Linked DNA regions of Homo sapiens: region 2 is linked to region 1. The links are chromatin contacts, found by Hi-C in ENCODE. All regions are on one chromosome and are shown on one strand. Each heading gives the region's core, a stretch centred on a gene start or an enhancer-like site at or near the end of the contact. The rest is flanking DNA. Distances are from core to core; before and after follow the strand shown. Region 1 holds the start of CHCHD10 (coiled-coil-helix-coiled-coil-helix domain containing 10). Region 2 holds the start of DDT (D-dopachrome tautomerase).

The links. Hi-C counts contacts between places; a loop is a spot of excess contacts on that map. Pooled maps may share reads with other maps.
Region 2: a loop to region 1 is called in a pooled map, with 2.1 times the contacts of the local background. The contact joins the promoter of DDT here to the promoter of CHCHD10 in region 1. A Hi-C loop is called at or near these places in 1 of 50 pooled maps.

Annotation. Positions count from the first base shown.
Region 1 is chr22:23,764,206-23,770,999 of GRCh38, reverse strand. CHCHD10 (coiled-coil-helix-coiled-coil-helix domain containing 10) reads left to right here and starts at 3,028. Exons shown (of 4, transcript NM_213720.3): 1 at 3,028-3,166; 2 at 3,407-3,626; 3 at 4,725-4,872; 4 at 4,974-5,166. The coding sequence starts at 3,126. The coding sequence ends at 4,993. LOC107985577 (a long non-coding RNA gene) reads right to left here and starts at 2,774. Exons shown (of 3, transcript XR_007068022.1): 1 at 2,207-2,774. It overlaps C22orf15 (chromosome 22 open reading frame 15), which reads right to left. Exons shown (of 6, transcript NM_182520.3): 3 at 6,603-6,740; 4 at 6,287-6,361; 5 at 6,098-6,207; 6 at 5,137-5,279. The coding sequence ends at 5,268. RefSeq lists enhancers at 3,891-4,690, 4,691-5,490.
Region 2 is chr22:23,971,451-23,978,244 of GRCh38, reverse strand. It overlaps DDT (D-dopachrome tautomerase), which reads left to right and starts at 3,804. Exons shown (of 3, transcript NM_001084392.3): 1 at 3,804-3,938; 2 at 4,302-4,477; 3 at 6,622-6,794. The coding sequence starts at 3,831. The coding sequence ends at 6,694. DDTL (D-dopachrome tautomerase like) reads right to left here. Exons shown (of 3, transcript NM_001084393.2): 3 at 5,689-6,794.

The sequences.
Region 1 (6,794 bases), core at 1,779-4,278:
TGCAGTGACGCGATCTCGGCTCACTGCAAGCTCCGCCTCCCAGGTTCATGCCATTCTCCTGCCTCAGTCTCCCGAGTAGCTGGGACTACAGGCGCCCGCCACCATGCCCAGCTAATTTTTTATATTTTTAGTAGAGATGGGGTTTCACCGTGTTGGCCAGGCTGGTCTTGAACTCCTGACCTCAGGTGATCCACCCGCCTCGGCCTCCCAAAGTGCTGGGATTACAGGCGTGAGCCACCGCGCCTGAAAGGCAATCTTTTCTTTAAAGTCACTCACTTTTATTTACTTTTATTATTTTGAGACAGGGTCTTGCTCAATGGTGTGATCTTGGCTCACTGCAACCTCCGCCTTCCAGGCTCAAACGATCCTCCTGCCTCAGCCTCCCAAGTAGCTGGGACTACCGGTGTGCATCACTATGCCCTGCTAATTTTTGTATTTTTTGTAGAGACAGGGTTTCACCATGTTGGCCAGGCTGGTCTCGAACTCCTGGACTCAAGCAATCTGCCTGCCTGGGACTCACAAAGTTCTGGGATATAGACATGAGCCACTATTCCCCGCTAAAGTGACTCATTTTTAAAAAGTAGGCATTTCAGGCCAGGCGTGGTGGCTCATGCCTGTAATCCCAGCACTTTGGGAGGCTGAGGCAGGCGGATCACAAGAGACCATCCTGGCCAACATGGTGAAACCCTGTCTCTACTAAAAATACAAAAAAAAATTAGCTGGGCATGGTGGCACGTGCCTGTAGTCCCAGCTACTTGGGAAGCTGAAGCAGGAGAATCACTTGAACCCGGGAGGTGGAGGTTGCAGTAAGCTGAGATCACACCACCGCACTCCAGCCTGGCAACAGAGTGAGACTCTGTTTAAAAAAACAAAAACAAAAACAAAAAAACAACAAAAAACAAACAATTAGCGGGGCATGGTGGCATGTGCCTGTGGTCCCAGATACTCGGGAGGCTGAGGCAAGAGAATCGCTTGAACCCAGGAGGCAGAAGTTGCAGTGAGTGGAGATCATACCACTGCACTCCAGCCTGAGCGACAGAGCAAGACTCCGTTTCAAAAAAAAAAAAAAAAAAAAGTTGGCATTTCAATGCCTGCTTCAGTGTCATCCTTTCAGCCTCATTTTCATTTGTGTAACCCACTTAAGTGGTCTTGGGTGCCTCCGAGGTGCAAGGCCATGCTTTGTGGAACCTGCAGTCCATCAGCCATGGGAGCTGAAGTAACAACTCTCTGCAGTTTAGGCCCGGGGACCACCATGAGAAGTGTTCAGTTTGTTTGGTGTGGCAAACAGGAACCAGGTGGCATGGACTGCATGAACAAGGGAGTAGCGGCTGGACCAGGCCTGGTGAGTCTGCCAGGAAAGAATGGCCCACCCTTGGTGTGCTCACCTCACTGGGAGGCCACCCTCAAGGTGGGTGGTCACCCCCCTTCAGAGAGGAGAAACTGAAGACAGGGCGGGGAAGGGCCCTGTTCACAGGCTGGCTGAAAGGACTGCAGTGTGAGAGAACACAGGGCTGCACCTGACTTCCATGGAGAGCATGCATGGCTGGGGACAGCTGTGCACACACAGAATTGAGCATGCCAGGCAGGGCCAAACGCCCCAGCCACCACTCCCCTTGCCCCTTGACCTGCTCCTTCCTTATGGAGGGGCCTCCTCTCTTACTTGGTGACCCACACCCCCACTTCTGGGTGCTTTTGCTCTTGGTTGCACCCTGCCGACAATCCCGGTGTCAGGAGTCCTCTGCAGGCACAGCAGTGATGAGGGACAGTCCCTACCTTCCCCCACCTAGGAGTAATAATATGACCACTGCAAAGTCACCCAGAAAAGACCATAAAAACCTCAAGCTCAGCCGGGCGCGATGGCTCATGCTTGTAATCCCAGCACTTTGGGAGGCTGAGGTAGGAGGATCATGAGCTCAGGAGTTGGAGACCAGTTTGGCCAACATGGTGAAACCCCGTCTCTACTAAAAATACAAAAATTAGCCAGGTGTGGTGGCACGAGCCTGTAGTCCCAGCTACTCAGGAGGCTGAGGCAGGAGAATTGCTTGAATCCGGGAGGTGGAGGTTGCAGTGAGCCGAGATCGCCACTGCACTCCAACCTGGGCGACAGAGCAAGGCTCCGTGTCAAAAAAAAAAAAGTAAAAAGTAAAATTAAAACCTCAAGTTCTCGAAGAGCAGGAAAGCATTCTAAATCCGCGCTCCAGCTCACCTGGCCTGGAACGAAGCTGCTAAAATTGCGAGGCCGCAGGCTTCAAACTTGCGCTAGATTTGACCGAGCCGGGCAAATGCTCCTAGGCCTTTGGGATAGACACGCTGCTCGGATGTCGCGTAAAGGCCGTTAGTGTCGGGGGTTGCACTCGCGGGGCCAGGGACTAGGTGGGGGCGGTCGGGCCGGCCCGGGGAATCCGGTGGGGTTCAGGGCCGCGCGGGGGGCCTCATATCCCCCGCGGGCACTGCGTAAGGCTGCCAGCATTGGCAGCGCATTTTGGCCAACAGTCGAAGACGGGTTGGGACGCCCCCTCGTGGGAGTTCTGGGGATGGGTTGCTCCAGGCCTTCCCCAGGGCCGCGCTTCACTTCCCTAGGCCACCGGAGACTCCCAGGCCACGCGGTGGTCAGCAGACCCTGTCTGGAGGGAGGGGACAGACAGCCGAGTCCGGGAGGGGGCAGAGAGCGGAGTCCAGCCTGGAGCCTCGCGTCCCCTTCCCAGCTGGCCCCATCCCGTCGCCTCCCCGTCTCCTCTCCCCTCCAGGGCTCGCAACAACCCCCAACTCCGCTCCCTGCCCTCTGCGGTGGTCCTAACAGAAGGCACTGTCGCCCTCCTTAAGCCCTCGGCGCTTTGCGACACTGGCCCCTGTCCCCAGAACCCGCACAGCCTGCCAGGCGCAGGGAGGGAGCAGGGTCCCATTTCCAGCCGAGACCCGGAGCTGCTGGAAGGGAGATGTCCGGAGGACGGGAGAAGGGGGATAGGGTTGGGGGCAGTGCCGCCTCCCGCTGGGGGCGTGTTCCTGAGGCCCCGCCCGGGGCCCCGCCTTTTTTGCGCCGGCTGTGACAAGCGCTGCGGCATTTGTCCCCGCGACAGCACCGCTGCCGCCGTCTCTAAGGTCGCCCGGGTCCCACCGCCGCCACCATGCCTCGGGGAAGCCGCAGCGCGGCCTCCCGGCCAGCCAGGTGTGAGGGGGACAAGGGCCCTGTGGGGAGGGGGTTAGGGAAGTGTGGGCACTCCCCTAAGGGCGTCCGCAGAGTGACCTTGGCTGCTGCTGCGCCATCTTGGCGGGGGGAGGGGTGGGGGTGCAGCACCCACGTGTGGAGACGTGGGTCGTCCATCTCTCCGGGGGTCGTTTCCAGGAGCTGCAGCCCTCCAGCCTGGGGTCTGGCCAGGATTAACCCTGCTTCCTCCCACCCCCGCAGCCGCCCAGCCGCGCCCTCTGCCCACCCGCCCGCGCACCCACCGCCCTCGGCAGCCGCCCCAGCCCCCGCCCCTTCGGGCCAGCCGGGGCTCATGGCTCAGATGGCGACCACGGCCGCAGGGGTAGCCGTGGGCTCGGCTGTGGGACACGTCATGGGCAGCGCCCTGACCGGAGCCTTCAGCGGGGGGAGCTCGGAGCCCTCCCAGCCTGCTGTCCAGCAGGTGAGCAGCGAGTCCAAGAGAAACTGAGGCAGGATTATCTCGAGGCCACACAGGGAGCTGCCCAAGTGTCCAGTGAGGAGTGTCCGCGTGTATTCACCATTGCTTCAGCCCAGGACTCTGCCCGGGAAGGGTCCTAGTCCACTGGTCTTGAGTTCACTGTCACTTAGAGGCAGGCTTCCCGGCCTCTCCCTTGAGGCCAGGGTCCCTAAGCTCCCAGGGAGAGACACCAACCAGCCCTTTAAAGATGGGAAACCCAGGCCCTGAGGGCTCAGAGACTCGCCCAAGGTCACCTCACCCTAGCAGAGGGGAGGGATGTTGGATTTCCTGAGCCCCTGTTCTCCCCACACCCAGGTCTGGGCACTGTGGCCGCTGGGCGCAAGGGCGAAGGGGAGCCACTTCCCTGATGACCTTTCCCCTGCTAGGAACCCCACCGCCGTAAGCCAAATGTGGCTTTGTGGCTAGGTCAGGGGTCATGAGGATTAGTGTAGCTGAGCCAGGAAGGTGCTAGAACTTGTGGGGGTGGGGCTCATACTCTGAGAGTACAGGCAGAGTACTGGGCTTTCCTAGAGCCTTCTCCTCCCTCTCCTGCACCCGCCCAAAGTGCCCATTAGAAGGCAGCAGAGGCCAGGCGCAGTGGCTCATGCCTGTAATCCCAGCACTTTGGGAGGCCAAGGCGGGTGGATCATGAGTTCAGGAGTTCGATACCAGCCTGGCCAACATAGTGAAACCCCCTCTCTACTAAAAATACAAAAAATTTGTTGGGCATGGTGGCGGGCGCCTGTAGCCCCAGCTACTTGGGAGGCCAAGGCAGGACAACCACTTGAACCCGGGAGGCGGAGGTTGCAGTGAGCCGAGACTGCGCCGCTGCACTCCACTCTAGGTGACAGAGTGAGACTCTGTCTCAAAAAAAAAAAAAAAAAAAGGCAGCAGAAACATGCTGTCTGTAGCCGCCTCTGCTGCTGGATCACTCAGCCTGCCTAGGACCCTTGGGACACCCAGGCTGGGGATGTGGGGAGGGGCAGGTGGCCCCAGGTTTGAAACGCACCTCCAGGTGCCAACTCCAAGCTGATCCTGCAGCCTCTTGCACTGTACCCCCAGGCCCCCACCCCCGCTGCCCCCCAGCCCCTGCAGATGGGGCCCTGCGCCTACGAGATCAGGCAGTTCCTGGACTGTTCCACCACTCAGAGTGACCTGTCCCTGTGTGAGGGCTTCAGCGAGGCCCTGAAGCAGTGCAAGTACTACCATGGTGAGTGAGTGGACCCCGACTCAGGCGGGGAGGGGGAGAGGCCAACCCTCCTCTTGCACCTGCAGGCTGACCACCAGCCTGTGCTGCCCCTCCCTTCCCAGGTCTGAGCTCCCTGCCCTGAAGAGGTCGGTGCAGACTCGGGGGCCAGTCCTGCACCCACCTCTACCCCTCGCCGACAGCCAGACCACAACACCAGATTGTACCCAGATAGCTGGGATTGGAAGTGAGGAGGTTTCTCACCCCACAGATAACCCAAGACACAAATGTGCAATTAAAAGTTTATTTTAGACCACAGCCTGTTGTGTGCCTCTCTCGATGGCCTGTCTTCAGGGAGCTCCCTGGCTGATGAGGTGGGGTCAGGATGGATGTCTCACTACAGTGTGCAATCCATCCCCTTAATCAGGGCCCTGGGTGGGGAGGAGGAGCCCTGTTGCAATCTGCACTGTGGGTAGCACAGGACAGATTCCTTGGGCAGTCCAGAGTGAGGTGGAGAGGCATTAGTCGGTGATCCCAAGGGCATCTGACTCTGAGGGTGGAATCCCAGGATGAACCCATGGTCTCCCCCTTATCAGGGATACCTGCCACCTCTACCCTTCTTGTCTCTACCTCTGCATCCCATTCTCTGCACCCACAGCTTAGGTGCCCCTGGCGGCCTCAAATCCTGTCTGACCTTGCCCCTCTTGCTGATGCAACTTCTCAGCAATTCCAGATTCTGCAAGAGGAGTCCTGCTGGGTTGTTGTCTGTTTGCACCTGATCACACAAGGCAGAGGTCATGGCTAACCCCCTTGGGTCTGAGTCCAACTTGGCTAGTTGGCAGTAGTGTGCCAGGTCCCCAAGCCTGCCAGAATGGAAGAACAAGCCCTTCAAACCCAGTGTGGGCCGTGCCATCACACACCATGCTGCCGCCTTCATTGAGTTCATCCAGCAGTTGTGCACTGAGCTCCTACTGTGTGCCAGCCCCTATGCCACATCTGTGAAGCCTGAGGACATTCCGGCCCTTAGTGCGCTGGCACTCCCGTGGGGTGGTGGGGACCTGTCTCAGGGTACAGTGTGTTCCATCTGGGGGTATATGTGCGTGGAGTTGGTGTTGAGGGTCTGCCCCTCATCATATGTGTCTGTCCTGCAGGAAGGGATCCCACTCTGGGTGTCTCTGTGGATGTCCAAATCTGCTCTGTACCTGGCTCCCTGCCCCAGCTAGCAACTCCTGGGTGGCAGGGAGCTCACCTTTCTGGGCCTTGAAGTGGGGCTTTGCTCATGGCGGCCTCGCCGAGTGCCCATACGCTTCCTCCAGTTGTGGCCCACAGAGGAGAGGCCTGACAGCCTGCGCAGTTCCTCTGGAAGGCCCAGGAAGTCCTGTTGGTAGGGGTTAGGGAGAAGGTGTGCCCTCCCCCTGGGCTGTACCCTGACACTCACCTGCCAGCTCTGGGTAATGGTCATCCAGGTTCTCCAATAGGGACTCATAGCGGGTGGAGGCCATGTCCTCTCCCTCTGTGACATGTGGAGAGACGATGAAGGACACCTGACTGGCCTAATGGTCCCTACTCTGCCTCTCACTCTGGAACTGTTTGCTAGTCCAGGCTGGGAGCAGAGCATTGGGTAGGGATGGATTGGGGCTAGGTCCCCAGCCGAGGTGGGAGGCCGGACAGGGCCTTGGGTGGTCTATGGTCTGCTATGCCCCCCTCTTACATTCTACCATAGCTGCAGGGGAGAGAACCTTGGGCCACCTTACTGATGATCCGAACGAGGACATATATGGCTCGCTCCTTCAGTAGGGAGTTGCCCATGGTCTGGGCCCGGGAAGCCCCTTCCTTCAGGTCCTCCTCCAGGCTCACTAGGTTGCCATCCTCAGCCAGGAGAGCAATGGTCGCTGGGAGGACATGGAGAGAGACTGGGCAGGGCTGGCACCCCTGCCTGGGACCCC
Region 2 (6,794 bases), core at 2,555-5,054, 210 kb before region 1:
TAAGGAGGTTTCCACACCTTAACTGTGTCTGCCTTGACCTCTGGGGCCTGGGAGCAGAGCCCCCTCCAGCTGGTGGGGAAGGAAGCGTGGTGTGTTTGAGGACAGAATGGAGAGAAGTTGAGTAGAGCAAGTGTAGACTCTTCCTATCCAAAGTGTGGTCAATGGACTGGGAGTATCAGCATCACCAGGGAGCTTGTTGGAAATGCAGAGGCTCAGGCCCCACTCTGACCTTACTGATTGGGAGCATAAACTGTAACCAGATTCCAGGGAGGATTCATACACACATTCCCGTTTGATAAGTGGGGGGTAGTAGGAGGTGAGGTGAAAAGTGGGGAGGGGATGGCTACCGCACTGGAGAAGGCTGGCTTTGTGTTGAGGCCTTTCTCATGAGGGCAGTGGGGAGCCATGGAAGGCTTTATGCAAGAGAGGGTACGGGCAGATTGAGATTACAGAAGGATCCCACTGGTTGCCTTGTGTGAGGACCCAGGGAGAAGGGGGAGGCTGTCCCTGTTTGAGTAGGAGATGAGAGCTACTGGTGGCTATGAGTGGAAAGAAGTGAGCAGAGGTGAGCAGAAATCCCAAGGACTGGTGATGATAGGATGATGGTGGGAACCAGGATGGGCTTTGGGCAGACCCTGACCCCTCTCTCTGCCTGTCGGCCCACCAGATAATAATCCCTGTGTTCCTGGGCGAGTCAGTGCCACCCGAGATGTTGGCGGCCACTTTGGCTGAGCTGGACGGATGCCTGCAGCTGCTCGAGGACAAGTTCCTGCGGGACCAGGCCTTCCTTACTGGGCCCCGTATCTCTGTGGCTGGCTTGGTGGCAATCACGGAGCTGAGGCATGAGAGTGCCATGGGGTGCGGTGGCCCGCTGGGCAGTGGTGTATCCGGGAAGGGAGCTGACATCCCAGCTCATGTTGTCTTTTCTGGCTGTGGGACCCTGTGTGAGTCACTTCTCCTTCTGAGCCTCAGTGTCCTCATCTATAAAATGGGGCTTTACAAACCCCTCACCGCAGCTATATTAAGAGGCTTCCAAGTGTCCCCAGGGAGGGGGACATCCTAGCCCATCACACACATGGTGGAGGAGGGAAAATCCAATCAGAGAACCCCTAAAGCAGGTCATGCTGCCTTACACTTGGCTATGCCCAGCCCCTCCGCTGACTCTGTCTTCCCCTAGCCCATCAGTGCTGGCTGCTGAGTCTTTGAAAGCAGACCCACGGTGGCAGCATGGTGCCCAACACGTGGAGGCTGCAGTGCGGGAGGACTTCTTCCAGGAGGCCCTCCCAGCTGTCCTGAAGGCCAAGGACCTGCCTCCAGTAGAACCTGCTGTTAAAGAGAATCTGAAGACCTTAATGCAGCTTTTCTTGCTGTGAGTGCGTGTCCCACACTTGCTGAGCCACTGAGGGGATGCTGTGTTGGTAGAATAAAGACATGGAGCTGTCCGTCTCCTTGGTTGAAGAGAAGACATATCTGCAAAGGCTCTGGTCCACAGTTCCTCCAGATATCATGCCTGCATTCCTTTTGTCTCCTACCCCATTCCATTCTAGCTTCCATGTGACCTCTGAAAAGAGCTTGGGCAAACGCTTACTTGACCCTGACCTTCTGTGTGGAACTTTGTATGGTTCCTCACTGCCCAGAAGCTAAAGTACAAGTCATTGAACTTTGCATTCAAGGCCTTGCTCCCACTCCTCCAGGTGGCCCCTTCTGCCTGCACACTCCTAACCCCTCTCTGGGCTCCCACCTTGGCCTCTTGGCCTCCGCTCATGCTGTTCCCTCCTCATCTTCGCCTGGTGCCCTTCCTGGTCTTTTGGCATTTGGCACCCTGTCTCTTCTCCAGGGAGACTTCCCTGACCTCCCCAGCCCCAGTCCAGGTCAGGCGACCTCTCTGGGCTCCTCAGCCCCAGTGTTTCCTTGCGGGGGATACCCCCGGACTGAGCATGTATCATCGATGAGGGGTGACCTGGTGGAAAGATGTCTGAATCAGGATCAGCCTTGGTCTCCTCGGTCTCTCTCCTCACTGTGGGGCGATGTTGTGTTCCACAAGTGGGGTGCAGGGCTGGTTCATGAACCTCCTTGCAGGAAGGGAAGTCCCTGGTTATTTCCTGGCCCTCTCCCATGCCTCCTCATAACCTTGACCACAGTCTTCTCTACACCCCACTCCCGGACCACTGGCTTGTCCATGCCCCACACCTGGTCCCAGACTTGCCACCTGTCCCTGCCCTCTCCCCTTAGGACTGTCATATTTACCTGTCGTGTGTCTCAGACCTTCTGATATCTGAGTCATCTAATAAACAAACTGCTAATAGGACAAGATCATGACAGACAGAGACTCTGTCGGCCTTTCAGTGGAGGCTCCTTTAAGTATGCACACTTATAGAGAATTTTATACACGTAGTTGAAATTGTACATATAAACTTGCAAATTTTTTCTTTCTTTTTTGTGGGGGAGGGGGGAGCCTGGGTCTCACTCTGTCATCTAGGGTGGAGTGCAGTGGCACAGTCATAGCTCCCTGCAGCCTAGATCTCCTGCGCTCAAGCAATCCTCCTGCCTCAGCCGCCCAGGTAGCTAGGACTACAGGCACACACCACAGCACCCAGATTTCTTCTTTTTTTTTTTTTTTTTGTAGAAAATAAAGAAGAGAATCTTGCTATGTTGCCTAGCCTGATCTTTAACTCCTGGGCTCAAGCAATCCTCCCTTCTTAGCCTCCCAAAGTGCTGAGATTACAGGTGTGAGCCACATTGCTCGACCACAACTTCAGTCATATTTGTAATGTACAATTCAAGTGATTTTGCCACACTGACCACACTCATGTTTAAGCCACGCCAACAGAGTTCCATGTTTTCTGATGTTTTTTCGAGATGGAGTCTCGCTCTGTCACCCAGGCTGGAGTGCAATGGCGCGATCTCGGCTCACTGCAACCTCCACCTCCCCGGTTCAAGCGATTCTCCTGCCTCAGCCTCCCGAGCAGCTGGGATTACAACGTCTGCCACCACGCCCGGCTAATTTTTGTATCTTTAGTAGAGACGGGGTTTCGTCATGTTGGCCAGGCTGGTCTCAAACTCCTGACCTCAGGTGATCCGCCCGCCTGGACCTCGCAAAGTGCTGGGATTACAGGCGTGAGCTACCGTGCCCGGCCTTTCCATGTTTTAAAGAACATATTTTGCCACCCCCTGGTGGACAGTGGCTCACCACCGGCACAAGAGGCTACACAGGCAGATGTCAATGGGGACCAGGCAGGGACAGGTATTGTCGTGAGCCTAGCCCTACCCGCGCCCCCGCGAGTAACCACATCTCCTGACTGCCCAAGCGCAGATTTCCATACTGAACATGAAATTGCCTGACTTCGAAATGGTGGCAAATCATTCAAAAAAACTTTAAGCTCCCGTTGTATTGGTTATTAGGGTCGAGCCTGGGGAAGACCCCTATAGGTGTGTGTGTGTCCTTGTGTGTCGGGGGTGTGGTGTTCAGACCTCTAATAGGGCTAGGAACCGGGCGACCACAGCGCGGAAGCTTGAGAGGGAAACCCACCTGGCGCCAGGCAGGAGGGTCGGGGGAGACAGGGTGGGTCCACTACCGGGTTAAAGACCTGTAGTGGGTGGGGCTACACGTAGGGCGGAGACGATGGGACTTCCGGAAATCAGCCGGCACACGTGACTTTTGTTTGCAGAAGCGGGAGGTACCCTAGGCAGCCAATCGGGGAGCGCCGAGTCTCTGTCCAGCCAATGAGAAGCCAGGTTGCTGTGGCGCCTCGCCCCTCCTCCCTGGTCCGCGAGCCTTGGGTACCCCCAGCTTTTCTTCCGCCAGAGCTGTTTCCGTTCCTCTGCCCGCCATGCCGTTCCTGGAGCTGGACACGAATTTGCCCGCCAACCGAGTGCCCGCGGGGCTGGAGAAACGACTCTGCGCCGCCGCTGCCTCCATCCTGGGCAAACCTGCGGACGTAAGCGTGGGCCGGGCAGCACGGGGCGAGGGGAGGTTGGTGGGCCAGGGGTCCGGCCCTGTCCCTGCTCCGCCTCCCCGACAGTGACCCCGAATCTTTTCCCCAGGGACCACTCCCCACTCCTTTCCTCACGCCAAGCTCTGACTTTCCGTGCTCCACGATCCCGCGGCTCCCCCTCCGCACGTCTTTCCCTTGTCGCCCTCCCCAGTCATGACCCGGGCGTGACCTTCAGGGACCGCGGCCCGTATCGGGATCCCTGCCCCGCGAACACTGCGCGTTTCGGCTTTCGCGCGCTCGGGTCCCGTCCCCAGAGGTAGCCCGGCCGGCTCCAACTTCGGGCAAAACTTTTCATGTCCCCCTCAGCGCGTGAACGTGACGGTACGGCCGGGCCTGGCCATGGCGCTGAGCGGGTCCACCGAGCCCTGCGCGCAGCTGTCCATCTCCTCCATCGGCGTAGTGGGCACCGCCGAGGACAACCGCAGCCACAGCGCCCACTTCTTTGAGTTTCTCACCAAGGAGCTAGCCCTGGGCCAGGACCGGTGCGTAGGGGTAGTAGGGGATCCATGTGGGACTGCCGCAGACTGGAGCCACTGATCCTGCCTCAGGGGGAAAAACCCATTTCTTGCCCTGCCCAGTAAGGACACATCAGGGTCTGGAGCTTTGGGGCCCCCTGACCCCTTAGGTTCCTGCTGTTAGGACCATCTTCAAAGTGCGAGCAGGATTGAATGAATTTCTGGCTCTGCTCCTCAGTGTGTAAGTCTGTGAACCGGGAAGGCTCTCTTTTAACACCCCCGGGGCAGTGCAAGGGTCATGTGGGATTGTCTGTGTGCTGTACCTGCCTTGGCACCTGACAGGGTAGGTACACGTGGCTGAAGTGTGATTTTCTAGAACTTTTCCAGGCTGGTCAGAAGGAATTCTGGGTATGTTCTGAAGTTACGTATTTTGGACCTGTGTCCCAGCCAGGTTCCAGGTGAAGTTCACGGGAGACTCACAGAGTAGTGAAAGACCATTGGCCTGGATGTCTAGACATCTGCTTTCTGGGTCCTGCATAGCTGGGGGACCCCAGACAAACTTGGAAATGAACCATCTCCAGTTGGCAACCTCCTCTTCTGTGAATACAGGGGAAAAGACCTCCCTCCCCCACAAGAAGCGTCTGCAACCCAAACCTGGCGTTCTGTGACCGAGTTAAAGTTTCCTCTTGGGTAAAAGATATTCTTGAGCCACATCCATGTCTAGGAGGAAGTAAGGGCATGAGAAGCTTGAAAGGACACTGTCCAGGCACGGTGGCTCATGCCTGTAATCCCAGCACTTTGGGAGACCAAGGCGGGAGGTTCATTTGACCCAGGAGTTGTAGACCAGTCTGGGTAACATAGTGAGATGCCATCCCCCAAAACAGTTTTAAAAATTAACCGGACATGGTGGTGTGCACATGTAGTCTCACTTAGTTGGCAGGCTGAAGTGGGAGGATGGTTTCAGCCCAGGAGGTTGAGGCTGCAGTGAGCTATGATTGCGCATTGCACTCCATCCTGTGTGACAGTGAGACCTTGGCTCACAAAAAAAGACCTTCTGAAATGGAGCCTTTGTTAGTCCATGAAGGTCGATGAGGAATGGCTGATCCTGCTGGGTCCTCCCTCAAGCTACAGAGGAATAATACAGTCAGCCCCCTGTATCACTGGGTTACGCATCTGTTGATTCAAACAACCATGGATTGAAATATTAGAGGAAAAAAAATTGATAATTGCATCTATACTGAAAATACGTATAGACTTTATTCCTTGTCATTATTCCCTAAACAATACAACTATTTACATAGTACGTACATTATATTAGGTATTATAAGTAACCCAGAGATTATTTAAAGTATATGAGAGGATGTGTGTAGGTTACATGCAAATATTACACCATTTTATGTAAGGGACTTGAGCAAATGTAGATTCTGGTTTCCTCTGGGGATTCTAGAACAAATCTCCCACGGATACTCAGGGAAAACTGTTACTCTAACAACAAGTGTTATACACTTACCATGTGCTAGGTCCTCTACAGGTACTTTACACTCATGATCCCATTTGATCCTTACAATCCCTATCCACTCTCCCTTTGCTCAGACAAGACATGCTATCCCCATGAGGTAGATAATCTCCATTATGCCAATTTTATGATGAGAAGACAGGCTGTTCATACTCCCGCCCGCCCCAACCAGGCTGTCCCAAGTTCTGGTTTTCCTCACTGGAAACTTGCTGTTACCTCTGAGAGGGGCATGTTCACTTATGGCCCAGACATTAGTGGCGGGGTTGGTGGGGTGGGGGGTCACCCTGTGCTCAGCCTTTGAGAAAACAGGTGGCTGAGGTACTGTGCCCTTAGGGAGCCTGCAATTAGGAGGCAGGGTACCCCTCAGTACACAAACTGATGGAGATGATAGAGTGTACGGCACACACACCGAGGCTACTGTATTGTGTGTCTGTCCTAGCTGGGTCATGATGTGCGGCTACCTCCCACACCTGAGTGTCCCACTGCCCTGCTGGGGGTTGGGGAAAATCATTATTGGGATGAGCAGGTTTGCAAAATGCCTGGTGGACTGAGGCAGGCTGTCCTGAGTACCCACAGTGGGAGTACCTGGCAGGGGTCTTGCAAGATGTGGTATTAGCCAAGGAGCTGATGATATCTTTTTCTCTGTCTCCTGAAGGATACTTATCCGCTTTTTCCCCTTGGAGTCCTGGCAGATTGGCAAGATAGGGACGGTCATGACTTTTTTATGATTGGGCACGGAGGGATCCAGGGCATCTGTGAACTGGCTGCTTCTTCCAGAGAGATCTCTTGGCAGAGTGAGGGCCTGGAGATAACCAGCTTTGGATTATC